Linked DNA regions of Homo sapiens: region 2 is linked to region 1. Evidence: chromatin loops called from intact Hi-C (ENCODE). Cell type or tissue: Panc1. All regions are shown on one strand. Each heading gives the region's core, and the rest is flanking DNA. Links, peaks and the distances in the headings are about the cores only.

Region 1 (16,002 bases), core at 4,313-12,312:
GGTTGGGAAGAAAATAGTTACAACTGGCATATAGCAAATCTATCATTTGAAGTATTTATTTATTTATATTTTTGAAATAGCTGTATTACTCAACTCTCTTATTTTAGTATTTCAGTTGATGGTCTTAGATTTTTTTCAGATAGATATTTTTAATTATATGCAAGTAAGGATAAAGTCTCTCCTGTTTCTTAATATTATGATTTTTTGTTTTTTATTTCTAGTGGTCTCATTTAACTGTCTAAAACTACCAGAAGGATATTAAAATATTAGTTGTGATGCTGGCCATTTTTATCTCCTTCTTTATATTAATCAAAATATTCTTAGTGTTTTATATTTAAGTATTGTATTTCTGATTAATTTGGTTATAGATATTCCATATCAAATTAAAGTATATCTTTCTATTTCTAGGACATATACTTAAAATTTTATCAATTGCTTTAAAAAAATCTATTGAGGCAATCAGATGGCTTTCTCCTTTGACCCACTAATGTGATGAATTATAGATTTCCTAATATTGAGCCACAATTGCATTTATTCCTGGAATGAAGCCTATTTTATCATGGCGTATTAGTCCTTTAATATCCTGGCAGACTTGATTTTCTTATATTTTATTAATGATATATTTATAGTTATGATTGCCTAGGAGACTGAGAGTTGACCTCACAGCTGGTATGCCATGGCCATCTCTTTCTTCTGACCACTGAAGCTCAGGGCTGGGCTGGGGAGGCTGTTTGTCAATTTTTCCTTGGATTCTGGCCACTTTCTTCCGACAGATTGTGTTCCATTTTTGCTTTATTTTATTCTCATCTACTGTCAATGTAGCAGAATTTTCTTGAAACTTCACTCCCGGTTTCTTCTAATTCAGATTGCTCTTTTGTTTCCTTTCTTTTCTATTTTCCTTTAGATTTTACTCATCAGAAATTGGGAAAGGGTGGGGTAGGTAAAACCCATTTTATTAATCTAAAAGCCCCTGATCTTATTCATCAAGTCCAGGAGTGACAAGCCAAAAAAAAACATAGTATTTTCATTAAATTCACATTTAAGACTGTAGCATTTCTAAAATCAGGTATTAGCTTTCAAAATTTTCTTGATGGTATCCTCTGCCAGGGAGAAACAAGTATCACTGAACTTTTTCCCTAGGAGGTGAGAATAGCTCAATGGTTGGCCTAACATTGCAGCTGAGGAAGCTGGCATGGCTCTTGAGTGCTAAGTCTTGTGCCTGGAGTAGTGTTTTCTTTGGAGATGGGGTGTTGCTGTGTTGCTCAGGCTGGTCTTGAATTACTGGGCTCAAGCAATTCTCCTGCCACAGCCTCCCAAGTAGCTGGGATTATAGGTACATGCCATTGTGCCCAGCTTTGGAGTAGTATTTTTAATTTTAAGACTTGTTTGTGGGCTGGGGGCAATGGCTTATGCCTGTACTCACAGCACTTTGGGAGGCCAAGGCAGGTGGATCACCTGAAGTCAGGAGTTCGAGACCAGGCAGGCCCAACGTGGTGAAACCCCATCTCTACTAAAAAATATTAAAAAATTAGCCGGGTGTGGTGGTGGGTGCCTGTAATCCCAGCTACTCACAAGGCTGAGGCAGAAGAATTGCTTGAACCCGGGAGGCGGAGGTTGCAGTGAGCCGAGATCACGCCAGTGCACTCCAGCCTGGGCAAAAAGAGTAAGACTCTGTCTCAAAAAAAAAAAAAAAAAAAAAAAAAAAAGACTTTTTTGTAAGTGCAATAGAAGCCTTTTGTAACTCTGGTAATTGGAATAAGGCTCACATTTTTGTTTAAGATAAAGAGAATATACATTCTTCTCAGCACCACACCACACTTACTCCAAAACTGACCACATAGTTGGAAGTAAAGCACTCCTCAGCAAATGTAAAAGAACAGAAATTACAACAAACTGTCTCTCAGACCACAGTGCAATCAAACTAGAACTCAGGATTAAGAAACTCACTGAAAACTGCTCAACTACATGGAAACTGAACAACCTGCTCCTGAATGACTACTGGGTACATAATGAAATGAAGGCAGAAATAAAGACGTTCTTTGAAACCAACGACAACAAAGACACAACATACCAGAATCTCTGGGACACATTTAAAGCAGTGTGTAGAGGGAAATTTATAGCACTAAATGCCCACAAGAGAAAGCAGGAAAGATCTAAAATTGACACCCTAACATCACAATTAAAAGAACTAGAGAAGTAAGAGCAAACACATTCAAAAGCTAGCAGAAGACAAGAAATAACTAAGATCAGAGCAGAACTGAAGGAGATAGAGACACAAAAATCTCTTCAAAAAATCAATGAATCCAGGAGCTGGTTTTTTTGAAAAGATCAACAAAATTGATAGACCACTAGCAAGACTAATAAAGAAGAAAAGAGAGAAGAATCAAATAGACACAATAAAAAATGATAAAGGGGATATCACCACCGATCCCACAGAAATACAAACTACCATCAGAAAATACTATAAACACCTCTACGCAAATAAACTAGAAAATCTAGAAGAAATGGGTAAATTCCTCGATGCATACACCCTCCCAAGACTAAACCAGGAAGAAGTTGAATCTCTGAATAGACCAATAACAGGCTCTGAAATTGAGGTAATAATTAATAGCTTACCAACCAAAAAAAGTCCAGGACCAGACAGATTCACAGCCGAATTCTACCAGAGGTACAAGGAGGAACTGGTACCATTCCTTCTGAAACTATTCCAATCAATAGAAAAAGAGGGAATCCTCCCTAACTCATTTTATGAGGCCAGCATCATCCTGATACCAAAGCCTGGCACAGACACAACAAAAAAAGAGAATTTTAGACCAATATCCCTGATGAACATCAACACAAAAATCCTCAATAAAATACTGGCAAACTGAATCCAGCAGCACATCAAAAAGCTTATCCACCATGATCAAGTGGGCTTCATCCCTGGGATGCAAGGCTGGTTCAACATACGCAAATCAATAAAAGTAATCCCTCATATGAACAGAACCAAAGACAAAAACCACATGATTATCTCAATAGATGCAGAAAAGGCTTTCAACAAAATTCAACAGCCCTTCATGCTAAAAACTCTCAATAAACTAGGTATTGACGGGACGTGTCTCAAAATAATAAGAGCTATTTATGACAAACCCACAGCCAATATCATACTGAATGGGCAAAAACTGAAAGCATTCCCTTTGAAAACTGGCACAAGACAGGGATGCCCTCTCTCACCACTCCCATTCAACATAGTGTTGGAAGTTCTGGCCAGGGCAATCAGGCAGGAGAAGGAAATAAAGGGTATTCAATTAGGAAAAGAGGAAGTCAAGTTATCCCTGTTTGCAGATGACATGACTGTATATCTAGAAAACCCCATCGTCTCCGCCCAAAATCTCCTTAAGCTGATAAGCAACTTCAGCAAAGTCTCAGGATACAAAATCAATGTACAAAAATCACAAGCATTCTTATACACCAATAACAGACAAACAGAGAGCCAAATCATGAGTGAACTCCCATTCACAATTGTTTCAAAGAGAATAAAATAGCTAGGAATCCAACTTACAAGGGATGTGAAGGACCTCTTCAAGTAGAACTACAAACCACTGCTCAACAAAATAAAAGAGGATACAAACAAGTGGAAGAACATTCCATGCTCATGGATAGGAAGAATCAATATCGTGAAAATGGCCAAACTGCCCAAGGTAATTTATAGATTCAATGCCATCCCCATCAAGCTACCAGTGACTTTCTTCACAGAATTGGAAAAAGCTACTTTAAAGTTCATATGGAACCAAAAAAGAGCCCACATTGCCAAGTCAATCCTAAGCCAAAAGAACAAAGCTGGAGGCATCACACTACCTGACTTCAAACTATACTACAAGGCTACAGTAACCAAAACAGCATGGTACTGGTACCAAAACAGAGATATAGACCAATGGAACAGAACAGAGCCCTCAGAAATAATACCACACATCTACAACTATCTGATCTTTGACAAACCTGACAAAAACAAGAAATGGGGAAAGGATTCCCTATTTAACAAATGGTGCTGGGAAAACTGGCTAGCCATATGTAGAAAGCTGAAACTGAATCCCTTCCTTACACCTTATACAAAAATTAATTCAAGATGGATTAAAGACTTAAATATTAGACCTAAAACCATAGAAACCCTAGAAGAAAACCTAGACAATACCATTCAGGACATAGGCATGGGCAAGGACTTCATGTCTAAAACACCAAAAGCAATGGCAACAAAAGCCAAAATTGACAAATGGGATCTAATTAAACTAAAGAGCTTCTGCACAGCAAAAGAAAATACCATCAGAGTGGACAGGCAACCTACAGAATGAGAGAAATTTTTTGCAATCTTCCCATGTGACTAACATGCAGAATCTACAAAGAACTCAAACAGATGTACAAGAAAAAAACAAACAACCCCATCAACAAGTGGGCGAAGGATATGAACAGACACTTCTCAAAAGAAGACATTTATGCAGCCAACAGACACATGAAAAAATGTTCATCATCACTGGCCATCAGAGAAATGCAAATCAAAACTACAGTGAGATACCATCTCACACCAGTTAGAATGGCGATCATTAAAAAGTTAGGAAACCACAGGTGCTGGAGAGGATGTGGAGAAATAGGAACACTTTTACACTGTTGGTGGGACTGTAAACTAGTTCAACCACTGTGGAAGACAGTGTGGCGATTCATCAGGGATCTAGAACTAGAAATACCATTTGACCCAGCCATCCCATTACTGGGTATATACCCAAAGGATTATAAATCATGCTGTCATAAAGACACATGCACACGTATGTTTATTGCAGCACTATTCACAATAGCAAAGACCTGGAACTAACCCAAATGTCCAACAATGATAGGCTGGATTAAGAAAATGTGGCACATATACACCATGGAATACTATGCAGCCATAAAAAAGGATGAGTTTATGTCCTTTGTAGGGACATGGATGAAGCTGGAAACCATCATTCTCAGCAAACTATCGCAAGGACAAAAAACCAAACACTGCATGTTCTCACTCATAGGTGGGAATTGAACAATTAGAACGCTTGGACACAGGAAGGGGGACATCACACACCAGGGCCTGTTGTGAGGTGGGGGGCGGGGGGAGGGATAGCATTAGGAGATATACCTAATGTAAATGATGAGTTAATGGGTGCAACACACCAACATGGCACGTGTATACACATGTAAAAAACCTGCACGTTGTGCACATGTACCCTAGAACTTAAAGGATAATAAAATAAAAAAAAATAGAGTTCTATCTGGTTTTATATGCTGTAGTATTGTGCTTTACACAATACTTTCCGAACCCTGAGTAAACTTGCTATTAAGCCTTGAAATATCTGGAAGAGCATAAAAATACAATACTCATCAAGAACACAATTATACCAGTAGTCAGCTATAATCACCAAGGGTGTTCAACGCTATTGCTAAATAACACTTTACCATCTGCATGGTTCACCTGGGAAATGGCCCATACAGAGTCCACTTTGGACATCCCACATGTGGGGTCTGCACACTTCTCTGCAGGATCTCCCTTCTTTTTCCTTTTCTCTCTCCTAGCCTTCTGGCTCCTGCTTTCTTCAATTGGTGCTTCTTGTAGTCAAGGCCAGAGAGGCAAATCCTAGCATCCCTCCTGGGAATGGTATTGGGGACCTTTCTGGCCACGGCTTTGGGGTTCTTTAGGATAGATCATCAATTTGACAAATAAAGCTTTCTCTGCTTTCAATAATGTAAATGTACTGTTTATCAAAAGAAAGGTTTCTGTACCAGGAGTGAGTATCTGGAGGGATGAAGGATATAGAGACCCTTCCTGTCACATATTTCCGGATATGTGGGTCATTTTGACAGGGAACTTTACAGAGCATAGCAAGTCTGAATGGATAGATGTTTCACCCATGGGTCTCTGGAACCAGGGTGTTGAATTTGTTTCCCCATAGCCATTGGGTAACAGTCTAGACAGTAGTTTGAGGGCTTTTGTTTTTGTTGGTCCCTCTGTCCCTGGATGACCTTGGGCAAATGCATTTGCTTCTCCACCTGTAAAAGGAAGGTAATTGTGCTGTCTGCTCCATTCCAGAGCTGTTGGCAAGACGGATGTGAATGTGTCCATTAAGAGCTCTGAGCATCTTTGAGAAGGGTGGTTTGTAATTACAAGGTGTTACTATCACTGCTGCTGTTAGGTGCATGGAGATTGTGATAGCTGGAACTAAATCAGCTGCAGCTGCTTGTCTCTTACCTTCAGCCTTAATGCTTCCTATCTCTCACACAGCCTATAAGCAAATAAATACATATTTTTTCCCAAGTCACCCTGCCTTCAAATGAATCAGGGCTGACTCCTGCCTTACACCCTTGAACCTGGTTTCTTCGGTTGGGTGTGTAGTGCAGTGGATTGTTTTCATGGCCAGACAACCCCAGGCTTCACTGCTTTCCAGCAGAGTGACCTTGGACCTGTTACTTAACCTCTCTAAGGCTCAGTATCTTCACCGGTAATTTTGGGTTACTTACATCTATTGTATGAATTAAATGATATTAACTGTCCAAAACACTTGGCAAACAGAAGGTGCTCAATAAATGTTAGCATTTTGAAATTTCATTTTCTTTTATTCTCTCACTTTTTGGTCCTAGCACTAATGTGACATGTGCATTTCTATCTCAGCAACTTGCAGAGAGAAGATGGCATTGATGTTTTTTGTGCTTAGAATATATGGTATTATTTTGGAAAATTTTATTGTGAATTATTAAGTCTGCATTCTCAATGTCCTCAAAGTAATTTAAACAAAGCAAATGTATAAAAGTGTATTAGACAGGGTTCTCTAGAAGCACAGAACTAATAGGATAGATGTATATATGAAAGGGAGTTTATTAAGGAGAATTGACTCACACAATCACAAGGGAAAGTTTCACGATAGGCTGTCTGTAGGTTCAGGAGCAGGAAAGCCAGTAGTGGATCAGTCTGAGTCCCAAAACCTCAAAAACAGGGAGGCCAATGGTGCAGCCTTTGGTTTGTGGCCAAAGACCCGAGAGCCCTGGCAAACCACTGGTGTAAGTCCATGAGTTCAAAAGCTGAAGAATTTGGAGTCTGGTGTTCGAAGGCAGGAAGCATCCAGTGTGGTAGAAAGATGAAGGCTGGAAGACCCAGCAAGTCTAGTCCTTCCACGTTCTTCCTCTCTGCTTTATCCTAGCCATGCTGGCAGCTGATTAGATGGTGCCCACCCAGATTGAGGGTGGGTCTGCCTCCACTGACTCAAATGTTAACCTCCTTTGGCAACACCCCCACAGATATACCCAGGAACAATACTTTGCATCCTTCAATCCAATCAAGTTGACACTCAGTGTTAACCATCACAGCAAATACTCTGTGGCATTTATTTTCAATAGCTTGAGTGCCCTCACATGCTCTTAATAGAAAGCAAAAGCTGCGGAAGCTGGCCTGGCTGTTAGGAGGTGCTATTTAAAGCCTCAGTGGGACAAAAATGACAATTTTAAAATTGATTGTGGAGTGTGATGATGCCAAGTAGTAGCAGAAGCCCAGGAAACCTGTCACATGGCAAATGTGTTACCAAAAGCCTTGAGTCTACAGAGGTTTTAGAAGAGTTTTATTCACAGGGAGCTTTTGCCATATTAATCTCCAGATTTCACTTGTGCTGTGGATGGAACGTGCCACTGCAGAGGAATCTCAGGCTGCAAGCTGGGGATCTGGATAGGCGGGGTTTCCCCTGTGTAGAAATCTTTGCCAGGCTTCCAGCTGAGCTTAGCTACATGGCAGGTTTATGCCTGGGAATAAATGATTTCCTTGAGAAGTGGCTGTTTTTGCTGCACACAGTTGTTTTACAGCAGTTTGGAAGCCTGCTCTGCCTCTGACTAGCTTGTAGGGTAACATAGTCCCTGAATCTCAGTTTCACTGTAAAATGGGGATAGTGATACTGATCGTGTGGTACTTTAAAAAAAATTTGTGGCAAGGTATGTAAAGTTCCTACATTGGTGTTTGACCTATGGAAGGTATATGGATACATTTCTGCTGTTATCATTTTTGGTAAGATTAATACAAAAATAATCATTGTGGTAGGCAGAATAATGGCCCTCCAAAGATGTCAACATCCTAATCCCTGGAAACTGTGAATATGTTACTTTTCATGGCAAGAGGAACTTGGCGAATATCATTAAATTAAGAACATTTAAATTGGGAGATTATCCTGGATTATCTGGGTGGCCACAATCTTATCACAGGCCCCCTTAAAAGTGGAGAAACTTTTCCTGCTGTGGCCAGGGGAAAAGATGTGAGGACAGAGTAGAGTCAGAGACATGCTATATTGCTGGATTTGAAGATGGAAGGAGGGGGCCTAGAAGCCAAGGAATGTGGGTGGTCTCTAAAGGCTAGAAAAGGCAAGGAGATGATTCTCTCCTAGAGACTGTAGAAGGAACCAGCTCTACCAACCCCTTGATTTTAGTCCAGGGAGATCCATGTCAGACTTCTGAGACATAGAACTATAAGGGAATATATTTGTGTTGTTTTAAGCCACTAAGTTTGTGGTGATTTGTTATAGCAGCAATAGAAAACTAATACAGAATTAGAGACTGTCAAGAGTTTGTGCCATTGTAGAAAGGATGAGGCTCACAGTGCTCTGTATCTGGACAAGCTAGTAGGGTCTGTGCTCAATTCTAGTCCCTTTGAGCTCAGTAAGAGTCTTTGAAACCCTACCAGTTTCTCTTCTGGGCAAGAGATGTGGTTTGCTTCGTAAGAGCTGAAATGCTTTATTAGACTCAAAAGAATTTGAATCTAGTCTGAAAAAGTCACGTTACTGATATTTGAAAGTTTGGAATTACCATAATCACACAAATCTCTTGTTTCCACTGTGAATAAATAGCAATAGAGTTTTGCCTCATTTTAGGTTATCATTCTGTGGATTGAAAACAAAAAAACAGCCTAAAATTTGGAGTCAGTAGATGTGGCTCTGAGTCTCACTGTTCTGGAAAAATAAATCATATAATCTCCAATCTCGATTGTAGCATGGGGATGATAGCACCTGATTTATCTATCTGTTGTGTGAGTCAAAGGTAATGTGAGTGAAGATGCACTGAGAACTGGCCCTCTACACAAACGTCAGGTGTAATAATTATTATATTTATTATTAGTAGTATTATGTTGTCATAGAACCATGGAATGTTAGATCAAGGAAGGTCATTAGATGTCATTTAACCCACAAGCCTTGGTGAGGTTAAATAACTTAAAAATGTTCTCTTGGCTCTATAGTGTCCACTTTGAGACATGGCTTGAATAATCTTTGGGAAGGGGCCAGGCTGGGAGCTTGATCTCACTTAAATGGTACAGGCTGGGAGTGGGAAGGGATACAGTTGTAAGAATTAAGAGGCCAAAAGATCTGGTCATAGAATTGGCAATGAGTTGGGAGGGATTGGCAATGGGAAAGGATGGCCAGGTGGGGCTCAGTCATTTGGGGAAGTAAAGAGTAGAGTGGAATGAAGTGGCACCAGTTATGGAGAGGAGCCATTTGCTGAGTGGGTAATCAAAAATGGCCTTGTAGTTAGTGAAACTAGGAACATAACTTCGTGCTTCTGACTCAAGTCTTGTGTTCTGCTCAGTATATACAGCTGAATATTATCTTAAATTCAGTGCAAATTCCGTTTATATCTGAATATTAGTGCAAAGTTATTTAATTATCACTTGAAACTGCTTTATATGTGGCTTCTAATGATTCTTCACCTGGCTTTTTGAAGGGATAAAAGATGGACTTATTCTGAATTTTGTTCAAAGATTAAAGTATTGTGATCAGATTCCAATGAATGGCCTGCTTCATCAGGTCATTTATATGTGATAATTTCAAGTTCCCAGCACTTGAATCTGTAATCTATGGTCCTGAACAGTTCTGTCTTAATGTCCAGATATACCACAGATAGTAAGGCAAAAAACCCCCCATACAAACAAAAGTTCTTTACAGGGCAGTAGGAATTCTATATCATTTCTGGCTCTCACGGTCTCCTTAATGTACACATACTCACATAAATACATACACGCCTCACAGACCACATATGCACACACACACCATGTGTGTACACATTCGCATTTGCACACATATCACACATGCACACACTGTTGAAGAGAATTATGATATCACCGGTTTTGGGACCCTTCGTATATTTTGTTTTCAGGATAATACACTGAAGTTCAGTGTATTACTCTGAATTTTATCCCAATGTATAAATTTTATCACAATGTATGCTATATAGAAATGTGACCCATATGCAATTTGTTTTCCTAGATTGTATGAAATGGCCATTTGCAAAAGAATATAGTGCAAGATGGAAGAATGAAGTGACCACCTCTAGATTCTATTCTAACGGTAACAGTTCTTTGTAATTTTATAAGGATGTAGAATCCAGAGAGCTTTTATTTTCACTAACTCATTGTATCCCCAACAGTCCTGTATAAATGACACTCAAAAAGATGAAGGGAATTGACCAAGGTGTCAGAGTTCAGTCTAAAAGAAAGGACAGCTGGCTTCTTTTTTATAATCATGAAGCTGCTTTCCTCAGCTAGTTGCTGAAGAACCCAGCAATAAAGACAATTTAAGTGAGGCTTAACATTAATGTTTACATATAGATTATGTTAGGGTTTCCTAATCCTAGGTATTAAACATGTTTGCTATATAACAATGTAAAAAATAGGGAAAATAGGAGGAAATTACCATTAGAGATGATGATTATCAACATTTTTATGTATTTATTTGAAAATGTTTTCTTTTTTTTTTTTTTTAAAAGATATCATTATCAATTTTATTAACGGAGAGGGAGGGCAGTAGGGGAGAGAGGATGGAGGGGAGAGAAAAGAGAAGGAGGAGACAGAATGAAAGAGAATGAAGAGAAAGAAGAGGAGGAAACGACAAAGAGGAAGAGAGGCAGCAAGGCACAGGGAAATGAATGTGGAGTTTTGTGTTTTAATTAACTTCAAGAACACTGGATTGGGAATACTCATAATAATTTATTAATATCCATCATTTGGAAACTAGAAAGGAAAATGTTTTCTATGCATAGAATTTCTTTGTCATTTTGTTTATTTATTAGGTAACACTGAAGAATAACTTTTCTTATATTTTCAAAAACATTTTGTCATACATTTCCAATGTTAAATTATCTTTAACATCATATTTAATAGTTGTAAAATATTCCACCAAGTGGTTGTACCATAATTCACTTAGCAATCCTTGTTTTATTATTTAGATTGCTTCCAGTTTTTTGCATATCCACATTTCGATTCAGTTTTTCAGGATAGATGTCAAGAATTCGGATTATTCTTGGCTAATTGCAAATTGAGTATTTTTAACCAAATTGCTTGTTAAAGTGTTATACCAATCTATTTTTCATATTGTAGAAATGAAGCAAATTTAAAATGGAATATTGTTCTTAAAATACCTGTGGCACAGGAAATTTCTAACTGGTCACCTTTTCCCTACAGGACCCAATGTCTTGTTCAGCTCCCTTCTGCCTACTACAAATTCCATCTCTAACCTTAGACTGCTCATCCCACCCACAAATTTCCATTAATTTCTAGGGCATAAGAGTTGGTTTTACTTTACTATAAGCCCTTAAGACCTCATCTTTGTCAATCAAAATAGGTTATCAAGTATTTTTATAAAAAAAGTTAGTTCCCTCCTTAAGAGGGAGCCAGCTATTAAGATTAATTTTTTTCAACACCCTGTATCACTCACAAATGCCTTGAAAACATTTATTTATTTGTTTGTTTAGGCTGATGGATTTCAGGATCTTAATATGGATAAAATTTCTAGTTACAAAAGGTATTCTAAGACCAGGCATGGTGGTACATGCCTGTAATCCCAGAACTTTGGGAGGCTGAGGCAGGCAGATCACTTGAATTCAGGAGTTCAAGACCAGCCTAAGCAACATGGCAAAACCTCATGTTTCTATGGGGGTTGTAGAAACCCCATCTCTACAAAAACTACAAAAATTACCCAAGTGTGGTGGTGTGCACCTGCAGTCCTAGCTACTCAGGGAGGCTGAGGTGGGAAGATTGCTTGAACTTGGGAGGTTGAGGCAGTAGTGAGCTGTGGTCTTGCCACTGCATTCCTGCCTGGGCATCAGAGCAAGACCCTGCCTCAAAACAAATAAAAAACAACAACCCAAATTAGATATTCTAAGGAGAGAATCACCTGCAGGAAGTGGTGAGTTTTGTGCTACTGGAAATATCCAAGCAGAGGCTGGAGATCACTTGTCAGGACAATTGTAAATGGAATTCAAGCAACAGCTGACCATTGGCTAGAATAGATGACCTTGCAGATCCCTATGATATTGAGAGTCCATGAATTCATAATTTTATATCTTCTCTAAATATTAAATCACTTATTTATTGGTGTCCCTTTAATTACAGGCAGGTATAAATTGTTGGACTAATAGGTTGGATCTCATGTCATGTTGTTGCTTCACCTGCAGTTCCATGTGATCAGCTCTCTCTGGCAAGGTTCCTCTTGATGGAGTTCTTTCAGGTCATTTTTATGCCTCTGAGACATTTCAGCCCTTTTACTATTTTAGGAACACATTTCTAAATTATACAAGTCTTTCCTGACACAAGGGCTGTAACACCTTGCCAAGAGGAATTCTCCATGAATGGAATAAATGAAGAGAGATAGCCTGAGAAATACGTGTCAGTGCAGCTGTTCTGAGTTCCCTGAATTTATCTCAGTTTGAAGCTAAGGATTCCTGACGCTCAGGCCACATGATGCTTTTTGTTTTTGGAGTTAGTTATATCGGAAGAACACTGGCACTTCAAACAGCATGGGGTTGGAGAGGAGCTGGCATGATAGCCAGCCCACATCCATCACCAAATCACCTTCACTGGATGTTCACATCACCCACAACTTGGAATTCAGCATCACATTTCTGTTCAGAGTAGCTGAGGAACACAGTATCCTGATTTGATTATGTTATCAGGTTGATGCAAAAGTAATTGCGGTTTCTGCCATTACTTTTTTTTTTCCTTTTCTTCTTTTCTTTCTTTTAATTCTTATTTTTTTTTTAAGTTCTGGGGTACTTGTGCAGCATGTGCAGATTTTTTACATAGGTAAATGTGTGTCATGCTTGTTTGCTGCACCTATCAACCCATCACCTAGGTATTAAGCCCCGCATGCATTAACTCTTTTCCCTAATGCTCTGCCCGCCCCCCTGCCCTCCCCTGACAGACCCCAGTGAGTGTTGCTCCCCTCCCTGTGTCCATGGGTTCTCATTGTTCAGTTCCCACTTATAAATGAGAACATGTGGTGTTTGGTTTTCTGTTTCTGCATTACTTTGCTGAAGATAATGGCTTCCAGCTTCATCTAGGTCCCTGAATAGGACATTACATTTGAATGGCAAAAACTGCAGTTACTTTTGCACCAGCTTAATACTTTGCTCATAGGCAGTCGCCTATGGCTCTTTCATACAAGCCAAGAATAAAATATCACAAAGAACTCTGGGTGACAGAAATCCTGGGACCTAAAGTGTATCAAAATACTTCAAAATAAATATACCTTTTATCCTGACAATTTTTCTTCTAGGACTGTATCCTAAGGAAATAATGAGACAGATGTTCAAGCATGCCCAATTGTAATATTTCTCAATATCTCAAATCTGCAACTTTCTTCAATATCCTCAAATAAACTGTTTATGCGAAATGAGGTACATCCAGCCCATTAAGGATCATGTTGTAGAAAAAGATTTAGAGGCATAGAGGTATTTATGATACATTTCTCAGTAAAACAACCAGGCTACCAAGTAATTAATAATATTTTTTGTTAAAAACACATATGTATTTTTAAAGAGTGTATTTGATGTAGAAATAATAGTAATAGTTAATGTACATTGAGTGAATACTGTGTGTCAGGCACTACCCAAGTTGCTTTAAGTGTATTAAATAATTTAATTCTTTACAAAACTTGTGAGGTACTATTATTGCCCCTATTTTACAGATGAGGAAACAGGCACAGAAACCTTAGATAACTTGCTCAGGGTCACTAGGCAAAACAGTGATTCAATTGGGAAAAACTTGGCTCCAAAGTCTGAGCTGTTAACCACAACTACCACTGCTTAGACAGACTAAAAAGACAACCTCTGAAGCTGAATGTGATTTCCTATATGTATTGTTTACTATAAATTATATATACATATGTACACATATATTATCCACATATATGATACATATATGTAAATATTGATTATAGAAATGTGATTATATATGTGTTGTTAAGATTACAGGTAATATTTTTTCCTTTGAGCATTTATAAACAGGATAACCACACTTACAAAATAACATTACACAAAATACAGAATCTTGGAACCACAAGTAGTGGCTCTCAAATTTGGCTAACTAATTTGTCTGTACAAACAACATTAATTTAACTAGAAAAATAAATACAACATAGTTTTGCTGTGTGGATCCATCACTATTTGATATTCATGACTTAGCTTTGAGCCCATCAGCCCTCTGCTCCACAGAGAGAGCAGGAGAGCAGAACCAAAGCTTCTCATTTTCACTGTAGGTTTGGCCCTTAATTGGTCTCAGACCAGTGTTGACCTAGGCTGTTTGTATTGAGCAGTTGTCCTCCTTTCTTGTGTTGAAGGTCTCAGAATTGCAGAATGTTGAGGCCTGGAGCAGTATTTCTCAATTGAGGGTGACTTTGTTCCCCAGTGAACACTTGGTAATGTCTGGAGACATTTTTAGTTGTAACAAATGGGGCAGAGGTGCTCCTACTGGCATCGCGTGAGAGGCCAAGAATGCTGATCAACATCCTACAAGGCTCAGAACAAGGGGTTATCTGGCCCCAGTGTCTTAGTGTTGAGATTGAGAAGCCCTGCCCTATAGGGATGTCAGAGGTCATCTACTCCCATCACCTGTTTGGGAGGCGCTAAGATGACTCCCAGATGCTTTGACTTCCCCAAACTCACGGCTCTCTTCTTTCTGGCAGAATTCAGGAAGATGTATCTCTACACACACACATTCTGAGTTTTATGAGATGTGTGTAATGAAAAGGCCATGGGCACTGGGGTCAGACAGATCAGATAGCCCTATGCTAGGAACCTGGCCTGACCAATTACTACTCTGTGTGATGGTGGCAAATTATTTAACCTTTCCAAACTTCAATTCTCTCATCTGGAAGCTGGGGACAAGAATACTAACTTCCCAGGAGTTTGGTGAAGATTTTATGAAATGCTGTTTGTGAATATCTTGCAGAGTACCATTATGTAATGGGTGCTCCAAAATGTTTATTTCCTTTCCACTTTATCCTGAGGAAGAACATTTGTGATCAGGTTAAATAGTCACAATATAAAGAAAACATGAAGTGAGCCACTGGGCACAAATTAGGCTCTTACAAGTTGATATTGTGCAACATCAACTTTTACAGGTCTGGCTAATGCGGAATCAGTGCCTGGAAAATGACCAGCTTGCTGTGCAACTCATTGTTGGAGCGGGCATGGAAGTTGGCCTCACCTGCTTTTTCTAAGAGCAAATTCAGCACTGACTGTAGCAACTTGTTTTGGAATTACATTTGCCTCCTGCTTCCGCTCCTTCCACATCTCTATTAGCTAACTGGCTTAGACAAAACAGAACTGTGTGATTATTATAGTTACAATATTCATTAATACTTATGTGATGTTTTCTATGTGGCAGTTATTGTTCTAAATACTTTAAATATGCGAACATCTCATCTTTTAAAAAATACCATCTTTATTGAGGTATAATTGGTATACAGAAAACTGTACACATTTAAAGTGTACAATTTGATGAGGACATTATGCTAAGTGAAATAAACCGGTCACAAAGGACAAATACTAGGTGATTCCACTTATATGAGGTATCTAAAGTTGTCAACTCATAAAAGCAGAGAGTAGAATAGTGGTATCCAGGGGCTGAGCGAAGAGGGAAATGGGGAATTGATGTTCATTGGATGTAAAGTTTCACTTATACAAGATGAATAAGTTCTAGAGGTCTGC
Region 2 (16,002 bases), core at 4,376-12,375, 61 kb after region 1:
AGTTCTCAATTTGAGTGTATCATGTTTCCTTTTGAGACTCTAATAAATAAAGCATGCTTGTCATGTAAAGCATTTACAATTTATCCTTAACATTTGTACTTTTGAAAGATCACTCTGTTTGTAATATGGAGAGCCAATTGAAGTGGGTCAGAATGGAAATGGGGAGACAGAAAGTTGTTAGAGTGGTCTAACTGAATCATGGTCATGCCTGAACTAAGGTCACATAAGTAAAGAAGGAGAGAAGAAGCAAGAAGTAAGAAATTTAAGTAAGGCAGAGACACCAGGATATGGCGATTAATTGGACGTGGGTGAACAGAGATAGAAAGAAGCAATGATGACATAGAGGATTTTGCTGGGGGCTTGTGGGTGGATTGTGGTGCTACTCACTGAGACAAGAAACCTTGGAGAAGGTTTGGGTTTGGTTGGGAAGGCTGGGTGTGTAATTTCTCCATCAATAGGTTTTATTTTCAAATTATTAAATAGGCTTTGTTGTGAATTATGATCAATAGAAATCATAAATTTATTAATGTTCTGAGTTCATATGTGATCAAAAACTGACTATAGTTGTCATTAATAGTGCTGAGAAGACCAGCAAAACCTAATCTTTTTGGGGAAGGTTTTCTTAGTCTTGTGAGTTTCTGAATGTCTACAAAGCAGATTAGCATGTACTTTATGACAGTAAAACTGGAAGACCAAGATTGGACTGGACCTTCTATTTGAGACTACAAGGTGTGAGACAGAATTTTATGAGAAAGGAAAATTCTATCAGAGTATGAATCTTCCAGCTTTGGTGATATTCTTATTCTGGCCGTGCCCAGCAGGCATGGAATAGAAACTTTTGAATTGGAGTGGACCTATGAGCATGTGTAACAAATGGCTTTGTATATCTTGGGAATATTTGCAATGCCTGAGTGTCTGTGTGGGACATTTAAGTGTGAGTAACACTTGAGTAAGTTCTAGACGTAGCTGGAGTCAATAAATGCTTTAATCAATATACCATGGCATTTATAACTTGTATCACAGCTCCTCTTAAATCTATAGGTGATTATGTCCTGCAACACACCATTTCCATGCTTTTGTTCACATGGTCCCAGATGCTGCAAATTTTCTCATCTGGAAGCAATTTTTTCTACTTGCATTTTCATAATACTCAACTTGCATATGACTTGTGATGTACATCATGTCCTGCCTTTTGTGGTGGGGGGTGATTTGTACACATGCTGTCTCCTTTAGAAGATGCAAAAACTGTCAGACTCTGAGTCCACTCCCTGGTAAATCTCTGTGAGTTTATCTCTGTGTGACTCGTAAATTCCTATTGCTATTTGTCTCTGTCCATTTGGGTTACTATAACAAACTACCATAGATTAGGAGGCTTATAAACAACAGCAATTTATCTGTCACAGAGGCTAAGAAGTCTAAGATCAAGGCCTGCCAAGATTGGCAGTCAGTGTCTGGTGAGGGCCTGTTTCCTGGTGCAGAGATGGCTGTCCTCTAGCAGAGTGCTCGTGTAGTGGAAGAGGCAAGAAAACTCTCTCAGGCCACTGGGAAATAAGGGCACTAATACTATTCACAAGGCCTCTATCCTCATTACCTAATCACCTTCCAAAGGCTTGCCTCCAAACACCATCATATTGGGGGTTAGATTTCAACATATGAATTTTGGTGGGACATACATTCAGTCCATAGCACTATTTTTATTATTTTATTACTTTAATTTCAACTTTTATTTTGGGTTCATGGGGTACATGTGTAGGTTTGTTACATAGATATATTGTGTGATGCTGAAGTTTGGAGTACAAATGACATTGTCACCTAGGTAGTAAGCATAGTATCCCATAGGTAGTTGGTAGTTTTTCAGCTTTTACCCCTTTCTTTCTCTTCCCCCCTTTAATAGTCCCTAGTGTCCATTGTTCCTGTCTTTGTGTCTATGAGTACCCCACGTTTAGTGTCCACTTATAAGTGACAACATGTGGTATTTAGTTTTCTGTTTCTGTATAAATTCGCTTAGGATAATGGCCTCTTGCTTCACCCATTTTGCTGCAAGGGATATGACTTTATTCTTTTATATGGCTGCATCGTATTCCATGGTGTATGTGTACCACATTTTCTTTATCCAATCCACCATTGATGGGCTTCTAGATTGATCTGATATCTTTGCTATTGTGAATAGTGCTGCGATGAATATAGTAGTTTGTGTGTCTTTTTGGTAGTATGGTTTATTTTCCTTTGTGTATATATCCAGTAATGGAATTGTTGGGTTGAATGGTATTTCTATTTTAAGTTCTGTGAGAAATCTCCAAATTGCTTTCCACAGTGGCTGAACTAATATACATTCCCACCAACAGTATATGTGTTCCCTTTTCTCTGCAACCTTGCCAACATTTGTTATTTTTTGACTTTTTAATAATGGCCATTCTGACTGGCATGAGATAGTATCTCATTGTGTTTTGATTTGCATTTCTCTAATGATTAGTGATGTTGAGCATTTTTTCATGTGCTTGTTGGGCACGTGTATGTCTTTTTTTGAGAAGTGTCTGTTCATGTCCTTTGCTCATTTTTAAAAATAGAGTTGTTTGTTCTTTGCCAAGGCTGATGTCCAGAATATTTCCTAGGTTTTCTTCTAGAGTTTTTATAGTTTTAGGTTTTATATTTAAGTCTTTAATCCATCTTGAGTTGATTTTTGTATATGGTGAAAGGAAGGGGTCTGGTTTCAATCTTCTGCATATGGCTAGCCAGTTATCCCAGCATCATTTATTGAATAAGTAGTCCTTTCCCAATTGCTGGTTTTTTTTTTTTGTTTTTTTGTTTTCTTGAAACAGAGTTTTGCTCTGTTGCCCAGGCTGGAGTGCAGTGGTGTGATATCGGTTCACTGTAACCTCCACCTCCCATGTTCAAGTGATTCTCATGTCCCAGCTTTCAGAGTAGATGGGGTTACAGGCATGCACCACCATGCTGGCTAATTTTTGTATTTTTAGTAGATATGGGGTTTCGCCATGTTGGCTAGGCTGGTCTCGAACTCCTAGTGTCAAGTCATCTGCCAGCCTTGGCCTCCCAGAGTGCTGGGATTATAGGTGTGAGCTACTGTGCCTGGCCCCCATTGTTTGTTTTTGTCAACTTTGTTGAAGACAGATGGTTGCAGGTGTGCAGCTTTATTTTTTGGTGCTATAACCTGTTCCATTCATCTAGTGTCTGTTTTTGTATAAGTGTCATGCTGTTTTGGTTACTGTAGCCTTGTAATATAGTTTGAGGTTGGATAGTGTGATGCCTTTGGCTTCGTTCTTTTTGCTTAGGATTGCTTTGGCTATTTGGACTCTTCCTTGGTTCCATATGAATTTTGGAATAGTTCTTTCTATTTCTACATAGCACTGTTTTTAAAGTTTTGTCTTATACCTGCTGGTGTCTGATCTCTACTCCACCACCTGGCAATCTTGATATCCCCTTTCTCTTACTCTCATATTAACCTGGTCACCTTTAGGAGGATTTTGCTGGGGGCTGTGGGTGGATTGTGGTGCCTTGCTTCTAAGGAGGGCTACTGAACTCTTGCAGCCTTTTGTAGCCTGCTCTGGATACCTGGAATGTGAGACTTTTTTCCTTAGCCAGCAGTGAGAGATATTCTATAGGTACCTTGCAGTATTTTACTTCCAATAATGTCTTCAAGGCTAGTGTCCCATGTCCCATGAATGACCCCGCAGGTCCTTACATTCTCTTTTTTTTCTCAGTTTAAAAAATGTGGTAAAATACACATAGAATTTAGCATCTTAAGTATTTTTGAGTGGACAGTTCAATGGTATTAAATATATTCACATTGTTGTGTAACCATTACATCCATTCATCACAGAACTCCTTTCATCTTGCAAATATGAAGCTCTATACCCATTACATGGCAAGTCTCCATTATCTCCCCCAACTCCTGACTGTGGGCAACCACTCTTCTACTTTGCCTCTATAAACTTGCCTACTCTAGGTCCCTCATATAAGTGGAATCATATAGTATTTGTCCTATTGCGATTGGCTTATCTCACTTAGCATAATGTCCTCAAGTGTCATTCTTGTTGTAGCATAAGTCAGAATTTCTTTCCTTTTTAAGCTGAAAAATATTGCATTGTATGTATATACCACATTTTGCTCATCCATTCATCTGTTGATGAACAGGAGTTGCTTCCATGTTTTAGCTATTGTGAATAACACTACTGTGAACATGGGTATACCCTCATGTTCTTTTTTTATTTTTGGTTTGCGTCTTTCTTATCCATGGAATTTCCTAAGAGCTTGGGCATAGCCTGTTTTGATTCCTGTCAATAAGACCCTGAGAAGAGGATTTGCATGTGAGCAACTGATTAAGGACATGTTCCCGGGAGAAATTAGCAAGATAGTGTGGAAAGTGGAACAGGAAAGAGGACAGAGCCATACAAGTGTGCAGTTTCAGAAAATCCTATAGAAGGGAGTGTTAGCTTGATCCTATAGAAGAATTTTGGAATGCCGATTTTATGTCAATGCTGTCCCATCCCAAAGCAAGGCAGCTGAGCTTTCATACTCTTGTATGCTTTAGCCATACCCTTTGGAGATGTGAATTCCCAGACACCTCTGATTTTCTGTGTGCTTGGGCAACCTGGCTCCAGCAGCCACAGTGCAGCCTTCCAGATTAGCATTGTAGGTATGCGCTGTCAAAAGTAAAAGCACACCAAAGCTGGGGAAGGGGCGCATAGAAAAAGTAAATGGGACTGTCTTTTCCCCAGTGTTATGTTCTTGGCACCTTTGTGGAGTTCACTGTAGGATTGTAAGGCTCTGTGTAGAGCACCAGCAATGTCCACTCCAGTTTCTCACTGGGAGCTTACATTCCAGTATCCCGGATACAAACCATCACTTACATGCCCCCTCCACTGCCTTCCCAGGAGGTCCACTGAGGATTCATAAAAACATAACTTTTATTCACTGTAATGGTTAATATTAAGTGTCAGCTTGGTTGGATTGAAGGATGCAAAGTATTGTTTCTGGGTGTGTCCATGGGGGTGTTGCCAGAGGAGATGAACATTTGAGTCAGTGTATTGGAAAAGAAAAACTCACCCTTAATGTGGATAGGCACCATCCAACTGGCTGCCAGTGAGGCTAGAAAAAGCAGGTGGAAGACGGTGGAATAAGCTGGCTTGCTGAGTCTTCCAGCTTTCATCTTTCTTCCATGCTGGATGCTTCCTGACCTTGAACACCAGACTGCGGGTTCTTCAGCCTTTGGACTCTTGGACTTACAACAGTGGTGTGCCAGGGGCTCTCCAGCCTTTGGCCGCAGACTGAAGCCTGCACTCCCGGCTTCCTTACTTTTGGGGCTTTGGGACTTGGACTGAGCCACTACTGGCTTCCTTGCTCCTCAGCTCGCAGATGCCTTATTGTGGGACTTCAGCTTGTGATAGTGTGAGTCAATTCTCCTTGATAAACTCCTCTTCATATGTACATATATCCTATTTGTTCTGTCCCTCTGGAGAACCCTGACTAATACAGTCACATTCTCCATTTTGTCAGCATTTCTGAGAGAGGTGCTTCAGTGAACATCACTACACCAGCTATCTGAGAATAGCAACCGTATATTCTCGGTTCTGAGTGTCCAACCTCTAGTAGAAAGCTTCGTACGTGACAGTGTACCCTGAATTGAAATGACTTTCTGCTTTTCTGGGTATAGGATTAATTATATTGAACAGCACATGAGGGAAATCCTAAATAGAAACTGAATTCCAAAGACAAACTAACTTTAAGCCCACATGTGCTTACTAGACTGAAGGTTAGTTTCATTTAGTGGTATTTCTTGCTTTGAAATTAGGCATTAAGAAAAACAACCTTCCTGGGGGCTTTCAGCACATTCTGCTTCACATGGATGAATTCTCTTTGTGCAGATAATCTGGTCATACCTGGGGCTTCTCTTTATGTCCAGAATTGCAAAACCTCACATCTGATTTTCTCAAATACTCTCTAGATGTCCATTATTATCTTGGCAATCCTGTCTGCTACCATTGAAATTAGTTCTGAAGGTTGTTCACAAAGTTAAAGAATGATTTTCCTCTCGCCAACTGTGGAAGGAAAAAATTTTGGAGCAATATGGCAGATGAGGGACATTATTAATGCTATTTTACAAACTTATAAATATAACCTATATTATATGGGTCCACACTCATACCAGTACTCAGGTCCTAGGGACTTGCTATCACTGGCAATACTGCGTGGAAGGGAAAGATGTTATTAAAATCCACAAATCTGTATCTCCCACTGGGAACATAACTTTTAATTTGACAGTCATAAAATTCATCAACTATAACCATAACCACCATTTTAAAGATGGAGGAAGTGAGGTAGAGAAAGTTAATGGCATTTTACTGAAGGTATATTAATACAGTAATAGGTCCTGCTGTTAAGTACAACTCATTCATTTTCAGTCAAAAATAAATTCATTTCATGGGAAATGATAATTACTGATTAGCAATCTGGTTTATCTTTCTTCAAAAACATTTCTTCTTTGTGGCCTCCATTATTTCTCTTTGTGGTATAAAGTCCAGTTAATCCAAATGAATTTTGAAACTCAGTGGTAAAATTGTGCTTCATGCTCTTGGAACATAAGGATCTTTGACATTTGTAGTCTGGGATTTTGAGATAGAGCTGCACAGAGTGAAGTTCAAATCAGATTTAGAGTCAACTGACTTTCATTAAGTGACTTTTATGTGACTTAATCTCTGTGAGGTACTTTCTTAAATAGTATTCAACTTAATCCATACATCAATCTTATGAGAAGGGATTACTTATCCTAATTTCACAGCTGAAGGTGACAACTGATCTTGGTAACAGAATATATTATCATTTTATCACAGTATCCAGCAACATCATTCTTTTAAGTCTCATGATTGTCTGGCATTGTTCATTTAAGAACCAGGTAAGTGGCACTCATTGCCGCTGTGTCAAACTGGGGAAAAGTTATTTAGGGAAGAAAACCGATGTTTGGGCTATTAAAAGCAGTTTTTGAAATAAGAGGTTATCTATAAGGCTGGGGAATTTCCAAAGAAATATATATTTTGAAGAGTAAGGGAAGGAAGGAATAGAGATTATGGGAAAAAATATCGGATTGAGTAAGGGCATCCTATTTAGCTCTTGCTAATAGGATAAATATCAATGAAATATAAGGACAGTGTTACATTATACTGAATAAGCACAGTTCACAGTGTATAATAATAAAGCAACTTAATTTAGAGACCCACTGTATCTTAAAGGTTAGTGTATGAGGCTAATTCTCATCCTCTCGCGGGATGAACATTCTAGCAGGATCCATTACTCTTGTAGTTACTCTTAGGTAATACATAATTCTGAGGTCAATTCAAACCGTGAAACAGTTTAATAATTAAAATATCAAGTCCACTGTAACACTTAAAGCTTCAGTTTCAGTTTAAAATTGAGACTTCTTTTCCTCCCCAGCTGGGCCTTTTTAATGCAGCCAAACTGCAGTTGAGGAGGAGAGAAAAGTGCTGTGTTTCTCCATCTAGCACATTTACTTTTTTCTATTTTGCAAACCCTTGTTTCTGAGAACTGCAGATTGGACCACAAAGGGGGCAGATGAGTAAAGGGGAGCAATAAACTTCGTATGTCATGGGCACCGTCTTGGTGAAATAGCATCAGAACTCTGTAGACATGGTGTGTATGTAACGTTGACTCTTGCTTTCCAGGCCACCTTCATGGGCTCTTTGATGAGTCACCTCCCCAAGTTGCAAGGAATTTCTCACCTGTAATTCCTATGAGGAGGGCAGATGCATCTCTAATATGGCTGATAGTTTACTTCTTTGACACTATAAGAAACTCTGGCAATCCCTAGATCTTTCATGAGCCAGGTTTCAGTGAAGATAATCATATTAAGAATCTGGGGAGCAGAAATGGATTTAACATAGGAGATTATTGCTTTAAAATTTTTTGGAAGCACTGAGGGAGTAGATTCTAGGCTGAATATTTAGGAATGACTCTCAGAAAAATATAGGACTGACCCAACAGGAGAGCAACTACCTCTGAGACCACTACTGAACCTATTACAAATGAAAAACCTCCTGCTGCCATTGACCATTCCAATTCCCTTTGGAAACATAGGGAACTAGAATACACACATCATTGCTTTGATTCCTGAAGTAAAGTAGCAAACCAAAGCATGAAGTCAATGCTGCCACTTCAGTCACCCCCACAACTACTCACCAGCCAGGCAACCGGAGAATGGACACTGCTGCAGAGAGAATTCATGTTCCCATGACAGTGTTGCTGGCAGAAACAGCCAAATAAAGTCTGGGAAAATAGATTCTGTCTCACTCCTGCTTTCTAAATCTCAAGTAGGTAATTCTAATTGTCAGAGCTTAATTTACATACGGAAATATAGCCGTAAGGAAATTTAGGAGGTAATTTTAACGTCCTAGTCTTTCCAAACTGAGTAAGAAAATCCACAAGAACAAGCTCACTGGCAGCCTAATAAGGACCAGGAGGGAAGAACAGTCTTAGGCAAAAGTTACATTGAGAAAACAGTGGAGTGAGGAAAAGTATTCAGGTTTTTTAGGACATTATTGAGCCAATGATTAAAGCATGCTTGAAACCTTTCTGAACTTAAGCTGTATAAAATAGTGAAATACGTTCTTGTTTAAGCTTACAAGTTTTGGGATTTTTTTTGTGACTTGCACCTGAAAAAATATTACTTGATACTCTACTACACCATTTAAAATTATTTGTTTGCTTTTTATTGTGGGTCTCTCCTCACCTCTGAAATCTAAGCTCCAGAAGGGTGGGGGATTTCTAATGTCTTATTCACACTCCCTTCTGAGTACCTGGACCAATGCTTAAAATAGAGTAGACATCAAAGATAGTTGCTGAAATACTAAGGTGAGAAATAAAACAAAAATAGAGAACAAAATGTGAAATTGTGGCTTAAAAGGGGTAGAGATAACCAAGTGGTATTTGTACTAGGAATGCAAAGTTGGTTTAACATTAAAAATCAGCATAACATTATATCAACAGATTAAAAGAGAAAAATTATATGACCAGATGCAGAAAAACTATTTGACACATTTCAACATCAGTTCTTGATAAAAACTCTTACCAAACTATAACTTGAAGGGAAATTCTTCATCCTGATAAAGGACATCAATGATGATCTAACGCAGGTGTCAAACTTAATGATGAAAGATGGAATGCAGTTTCTTTAAGAATGAAAACAAAAAAGGTTGTTTATTCTTATACCTCTATTCAGCCTTGTACTCTGGGTTTCAGTTAGCTCAAGAAGACAAGATAAATATAAAAGACAATCAGATTAGAAAAGAGAAAATAAAATTATCTTCATTAGACAACCTGATTGTCAATGTAGGCATTCTCCCCAAAATCTAAAAAAAAGGCTATTAGAACTATGAACTACACAAGTTTGGCAAGGTTGCAGATTACAAGCTCAATATACTAGAAAATCTGCTGTTCTTTTACATACGAACAATGAAAATTGGAAATTGAAGTAAAAACAGTACTACTTGCAATAGAATCATAAAATATAAAAAACTTAAGATCAAATTTAACAAAATATCAATATTTGAATGTTGAAAATCAAAAACAGGAAACAGTGATGAGCGAAATTAAAATGGACCTAAACAAATGAAAGGAGATCTTATGTTCAAGGATTGAATGACCCAGCATTGAAAAAAATGTCAGTTCTTTTCAAAGTCATCTATAGATCTAATGAAATAGCCATCAATATCCCCAAAGGCTTTGTTGAAATTAACAAGCTGATTCTAAAATGTTATAGAAGTACAAGGGACTTAGAATAGTCAAACCAATTTTGTAAATAAAGAACAAAGTTGGAAGACTGTTCAGAATTTACTTTAAAACTATAATAATCTGAACAGGGTGGTATTGGTTCAAGGATAGTAGTATAGATGAATAGAACGGAATAGTGTCTAGAAAGAAGAACACAAATATGGTCAACTGATTTTCAACAAAGGTGCTGAGGTAATTCATAAGAGGAAGGATAGTCTTTTTAAAGATAGTGCTGGGACAAGTGTACATCCATATGAAAAAAAGTGACCCATATCTCACACTATATGCAAAAATGGATCAGAGGCTTAGATATAAAACCTGAAACTTAAACTTGTAGAGGAAAACATTGGAGACAAATGTTTGAGACTTTGAGTTAGGCAAAGATTTCACAGAGAGGATGCACAAAACCCAGCCCATAAAAGAAAAAAAACGTCTAAATTGGACTTCATCAAAATTAAAAACTTCTGCTCTTTGGAAAATACTGTTAAAAATGAATAAAGTGAAAAATGCTATTACAAATGAAAAAAGGGAGCCATAGTTGAAAGAAAATCTTTGCAAAACACGTGAGGATTTGTAACCAGAATATATAAAGATGTATCAAAATGCAGTAGTAAAATCATAAATCTGATTTTTAAAAATGGACCAAGGCTTTGAGTGGACACTTTATTGAAGGAGAGATACCGGATGGCTGGTTGCAAGTAAGCACATGAAAAGACACTTAACACAATTACTTACAAGGGAATTGCAAAGTAATGCCAGGAAATACCACCACACATTTATTAGAATGACAACAACAAAACAAATAAACTCCACCCCTTCATTTGTTTGTGCACCTTCACGCTAATCTGACAGTTCTAAGTGTTGACAAGGATATGAGGATATGGACTACCTGGAACTGTCATATATTGCTGGTGGGAATGCAGAATAGTATGACAATTTTGGAAAACAGTTTGGCAGTTTCTTATAAACATATACTTAGCACAGGGCCAGCAATCCCACCCCTAGGTGTTTGCCCATGAGAAGTGAAAACATGTGCCTACACAAAGGTCTCTATGCAAATATAGCAACCCAAATGTCCATCAACTGATGAATGGATAAATGAAATTTTGGCACACCCATGCAATGGAATACTATTCAGCAATAAAAAGGAACAAACTACTAATACATGCAACAATATGTATACACATGTAGAAAATACATGTAGAAAAGTAAAACTATAGGAACAGAAATTAGATCAATGGTTGTCAGGTGCTGGGAGTAGGAGAGGTACACAAGAAAGTTTTTGATGAAGATAAAATTTATTTTGATTGTGATAGTTACAAAACTACATTTGTCAAAGTGTATAAAACTGTACACCTAAAAAGGTGAATTTTACTGGATGTAATTTTTTTTAAAAAAGGAATGATGGGAAATACTAAAATAAACTTAAATTAAAAATTAAGCCTAAATATCAGTTGTAAATTTAGTAACAATATCATACCCAGAGTGATAAATAATTCTTATAAAAAGGACAAATATTCAAGTAAATAATTTTAATCATTTGAAATAAGAAACTGGGTTCAAAACTGGAATTATATATTATCTTTTTAAAATCATTGATTAGAAAAAATACAAATAAATATACCCACCCTTTCAATTCAAGCAGTCCTAAAGAAAACAATAAATGAGTCAAAGGAAACCAGGAGAAAGAAATTAATAAAGATAAAAGAAGATTTTGGTGGATTAGAACACAGGAATAAGAAGATTTGATTAATAAATTCCAAAAATTATTGGGAAAAATATTGAAATGAATTTCTGCTTGACTACTGAAGAAATTGAGTGATGTTAGGAGCTAGAATAGAATATGACCACTAATAAAAAAAAGAAAAAAAACGTATCCGAATAAGATGAGAAGTTTACTGCCCTGTTAACTTTGTTATCAAAAGCAATAATAATAACATATTAATAACATTTGTATTAATAACATTTGTATTAAGGAGCAACAGATAAAGTAATTTTTGTCAAAAATATCCCTTTAAAAGAGGACAGTGTTATAGTTCTTGAATATGTGGTCATTGCCTATTGTGGAGATGAATGTGCTTATGACTCAGTCACTTGGCCAAAAACTGAGCTAAACAATAACCACCAACCGTGGTAAACTTGGCCAACACATACTATAAAGTGTTTTTATTCTTAGTGAAATTATAACAAGCTGTCTCTCAGACCACAGTGCAATCAAGCTAGAATTCAAGATTAAGAAACTCACTCGAAACCACTCAACTACGTGGAAACTGAACAACCTGCTCCTGAATGATTACTGGGTACATAATGAAATGAAGGCAGAAATGAAGATGTTCTTTGAAGCCAATGAGAACAAAGACACAACATACCAGAATCTCTGGGACACATTTAAAGCAGAGTGTAGAGGGAAATTTATAACACTAAATGCCCACAAGAAAAAGCAGGAAAGATCTAAAATTGACACCCTAACATCACAATGAAAAGAACTAGAAAAGCAAGAGCAAACACATTCAAAAGCTAGCAGAAGGCAAGAAATAACTAAGATCAGAGCAGAACTGAAGGAGATAGAGACACAAAAACCCCTTCAAAAAATCAGTGAATCCAGGAGCTGGTTTTTTGAAATTATCAACAAAATTGATAAACCACTAGCAAGACTAAATAAAGAAGAAAAGAGAAAAGAATCAAGTAGATGCACAGAAATACAAACTACCATCAGAGAATACTATAAACACCTCTATGCAAATAAACTAGAAAATCTAGAAGAAATGGATAAATTCCTCGACACATACACCCTCCCAAGACTAAACCAGGAAGAAGTTGAATCCCTAAATAGACCAATAAAAAGCTCTGAAATTGAGGCAATAATTAAGAGCCTACCAACCAAAAAAAGTCCAGGACCAGACGGATTCACAGCCGAATTCTACCAGAAGTACAAAGTGGAGATGGTACCATTCCTTCTGAAACTATTCCAATCAATAGAAAAAGAGGGAATCCTCCCTAACTCATTTTATGAGGCCAGCATCATCCTGATACCAAAGCCTGGCAGAGACACAGCAAAAAAAGAGAATTTTAGACCAATATCCCTGATGAACATCGATGCAAAAATCCTCAATAAAATAATGGCAAACCAAATCCAGCAGCACATCAAAAAGCTTATCACCCACGATCAAGTTGGCTTCATCCCTGGGATGCAAGGCTGGTTCAACATACGCAAATCAATAAAAGTAATCCCTCATATGAACAGAACCAAAGACAAAAACCACATGATTATCTCAATAGATGCAGAAAAGGCTTTCAACAAAATTCAACAGCCCTTCATGCTAAAAACTCTCAATAAACTAGGTATTGATGGGACGTGTCTCAAAATAATAAGAGCTATTTATGACAAACCCACAGCCAATATCATACTGAATGGGCAAAAACTGAAAGCATTCCCTTTGAAAACTGGCACAAGACAGGGATGCCATCTCTCACCACTCCTATTCAACATAGTGTTGGAAGTTCTGGCCAGGGCAATCAGGCAGGAGAAGAAAATAAAGGGTATTCAATTAGGAAAAGAGGAAGTCAAGTTGTCCCTGTTTGCAGATGACATGATTATATATTTAGAAAACCCCATCATCTCAGCCCAAAATGTCCTTAAGCTGATAAGCAACTTCAGCAAAGTCTCAGGATACAAAATCTATGTGCAAAAATCACAAGCATTCCTATACACCAATAACAGACAAACAGAGAGCCAAATCATGAGTGAACTCCCATTCACAATTGCTTCAAAGAGAATAAAATACCTAGGAATCCAACTTACAAGGGATATAAACAGAACCTCCTCAAGGAGAACTACAAACCACTGCTCAATGAAGTAAAAGAGGACAGAAACAAATAGAAGAACATTCCATGCTCATGGATAGGAAGAATCAATATTGTGAAAATGGCCATACTGTCCAAGGTAATTTATAGATTCAATGCCACACTCATCAAGCTACCAATGATTTCCTTCACAGAACTGGAAAAAACTACTTTAAAGTTCATATGGAACCAAAAAAGAGCCCGCATTGCCAAGACAATCCTAAGCCCAAAGAACAAAGCTGGAGGCATCACACTACCTGACTTCAAACTATACTACAAGGCTACAGTAACCAAAACAGCATGGTACTGGTACCAAAACAGAGATATAGACCAATGGAACAGAACAGAGCCCTCAGAAATAATACCACACATCTACAACCATCTGATCTTTGACAAATCTGACAGAAACAAGAAATGGGGAAAGGATTCCCTATTTAATAAATGGTGCTGGGAAAACTGGCTAGCCATATGTAGAAAGCTGAAACTGGATCCCTTCATTACACCTTATACAAAAATTAATTCAAGATGGATTAAAGACTTAAATGTTAGACCTAAAACCATAAAAACCCTAGAAGAAAACCTAGGCAATACCATTCAGGACATAGGCATGGGCAAGGACTTCATGACTAAAACACCAAAAGCAATGGCAACAAAAGCCAAAATTGACAAATGGGATCTAATTAAACTAAAGAGCTTCTGCATAGCAAAAGAAACTACCATCAGAGTGAATAGACAACCTACAGAATGGGAGAAAATTTTTACAATCTACCAATCTGACAAAGGGCTAATATCCAGAATCTACAAAGAACTTAAGCAAATTTACAAGAAAAAAAATCAAACAACCCTATCAAAAAGTGGGGGAAGTATATGAACAGACAATTCTCAAAAGAAGACATTTATGCAGCCAACAGACACATAAAAAAATGCTCATCGTTACTGGCCATCAGAAAAATGCAAATCAAAACCACAATGAGATACCATCTCACACCAGTTAGAATGGCAATCATTAAAAAGTCAGGAAACAACAGATGCTGGAGAAGATGTGTAGAAATAGGAACACTTTTACACTGTTGGTGGGACTGTAAACTAGTTCAACAATTGTGGAAGACAGTGTGGCGATTCCTCAAGGATCTAGAACTAGAAATACCATTTGACCCAGCCATCCCATTACTGGGCATATACCCAAAGGATTATAAATCATGCTGCTATGAAGACACATGCACACGTATGTTTATTGTGGCACTATCCACAATAGCAAAGACTTGGAACCAGCCCAAATGCCCATCAATGATAGACTGGATTAAGAAAATGTGGCACATATACACCATGGAATACTATGCAGCCATAAAAGAGGATGAGTTCATGTCCTTTGTAGGGACATGGACGAAGCTGGAAACCATCATTCTGAGCAAACTATCCCAAGGACAGAAAACCAAACACCGCATGTTCTCACTCATAGGTGGGAATTGAACAATGAGAACACTTTGGCACAGCGTGGGGAACATCACACACCAGGGCCTGTCATGGGGTGGAGGGTGGGGGGAGGGATAGCATTAGGAGATATACCTAATGTAAATGACAAGTTAATGGGTGCAGCACACCAACATGGCACATGCATACATATGTAACAAACCTGCACGTTGTGCACATGTACCCTAGAACTTAAAGTATAATATAAAAAGAATAAAATTATTCTTAATGCTCGACAATTACTTAAGATGGGGACATAAGGAATATAGAAACTGATATACATCAAGTTAATGAGGCATATAAAATGTTAATAGTTCTCAAATCTGTAAGCTGCATCCATTTGATCAAAATTCTCATGTAGCACAGCAGGACAGTTGAGAAGAATTCAAAAATCAATATTAAGTGGAGAATGTAAAGTTGACTTTTCATTTGTGTGGGGATAAAGACTGTTGTTTACCACGTGTGTTACTATTAGAGGAGTGTGCATCCTCAGACAAATGAAACAAAATATGTATTTTTGTGTGTAAAATATATGAATTTCAAACTTCCTCAGCAAGATAGTTTTTAATCTATTTTATGCCATAATGCAGTTAAATTTAAATTTTATTATACTCTTGGCTGCCCATATCAATATAATACGCATTTAAAATTATACTTTTACTTACAAAATTAATTTAAATTAAATAGCATTTCTCACTGTTAGCAGAAAAAAGTCAAAACCTGTTTTTATACATAGGTGGTGTAAATTTTTTCTTTTTCTTTTTTTCTTCTTTTTCTCTTTGGCTTTTAGTAACCTCAGGCACATATACCCAGAGTGATAAATAATTCTTAAAAAGGACAAATATTCAAGTAAATAATGTAAATCATTTGAAATAAGAAACTGGGTTCAAA

Evidence for each region. Hi-C counts contacts between places; a loop is a spot of excess contacts. Peaks named below come from ENCODE experiments on the same cell type or tissue, not always from the same donor. Only the 100,000 strongest peaks of a DNase experiment are listed, where the experiment ranks them.
Region 2: a loop joins it to region 1, with 2.8 times the contacts of the local background. A loop is called at or near these places in 2 of 110 quality-filtered maps.

The regions. Positions count from the first base shown.
Region 1 is chr9:100,796,431-100,812,432 of GRCh38, forward strand. LOC105376179 (a long non-coding RNA gene) reads left to right here and starts at 9,243. Exons shown (of 5, transcript XR_930178.2): 1 at 9,243-9,331; 2 at 10,284-10,364. In Panc1, for the core only: no CTCF peak of the experiment used is centred there; no DNase peak of the experiment used is centred there.
Region 2 is chr9:100,857,609-100,873,610 of GRCh38, forward strand. No RefSeq gene overlaps it. Among named protein-coding and RNA genes, the nearest start is that of PLPPR1, 160 kb to the right of the region's middle. In Panc1, for the core only: no CTCF peak of the experiment used is centred there; no DNase peak of the experiment used is centred there.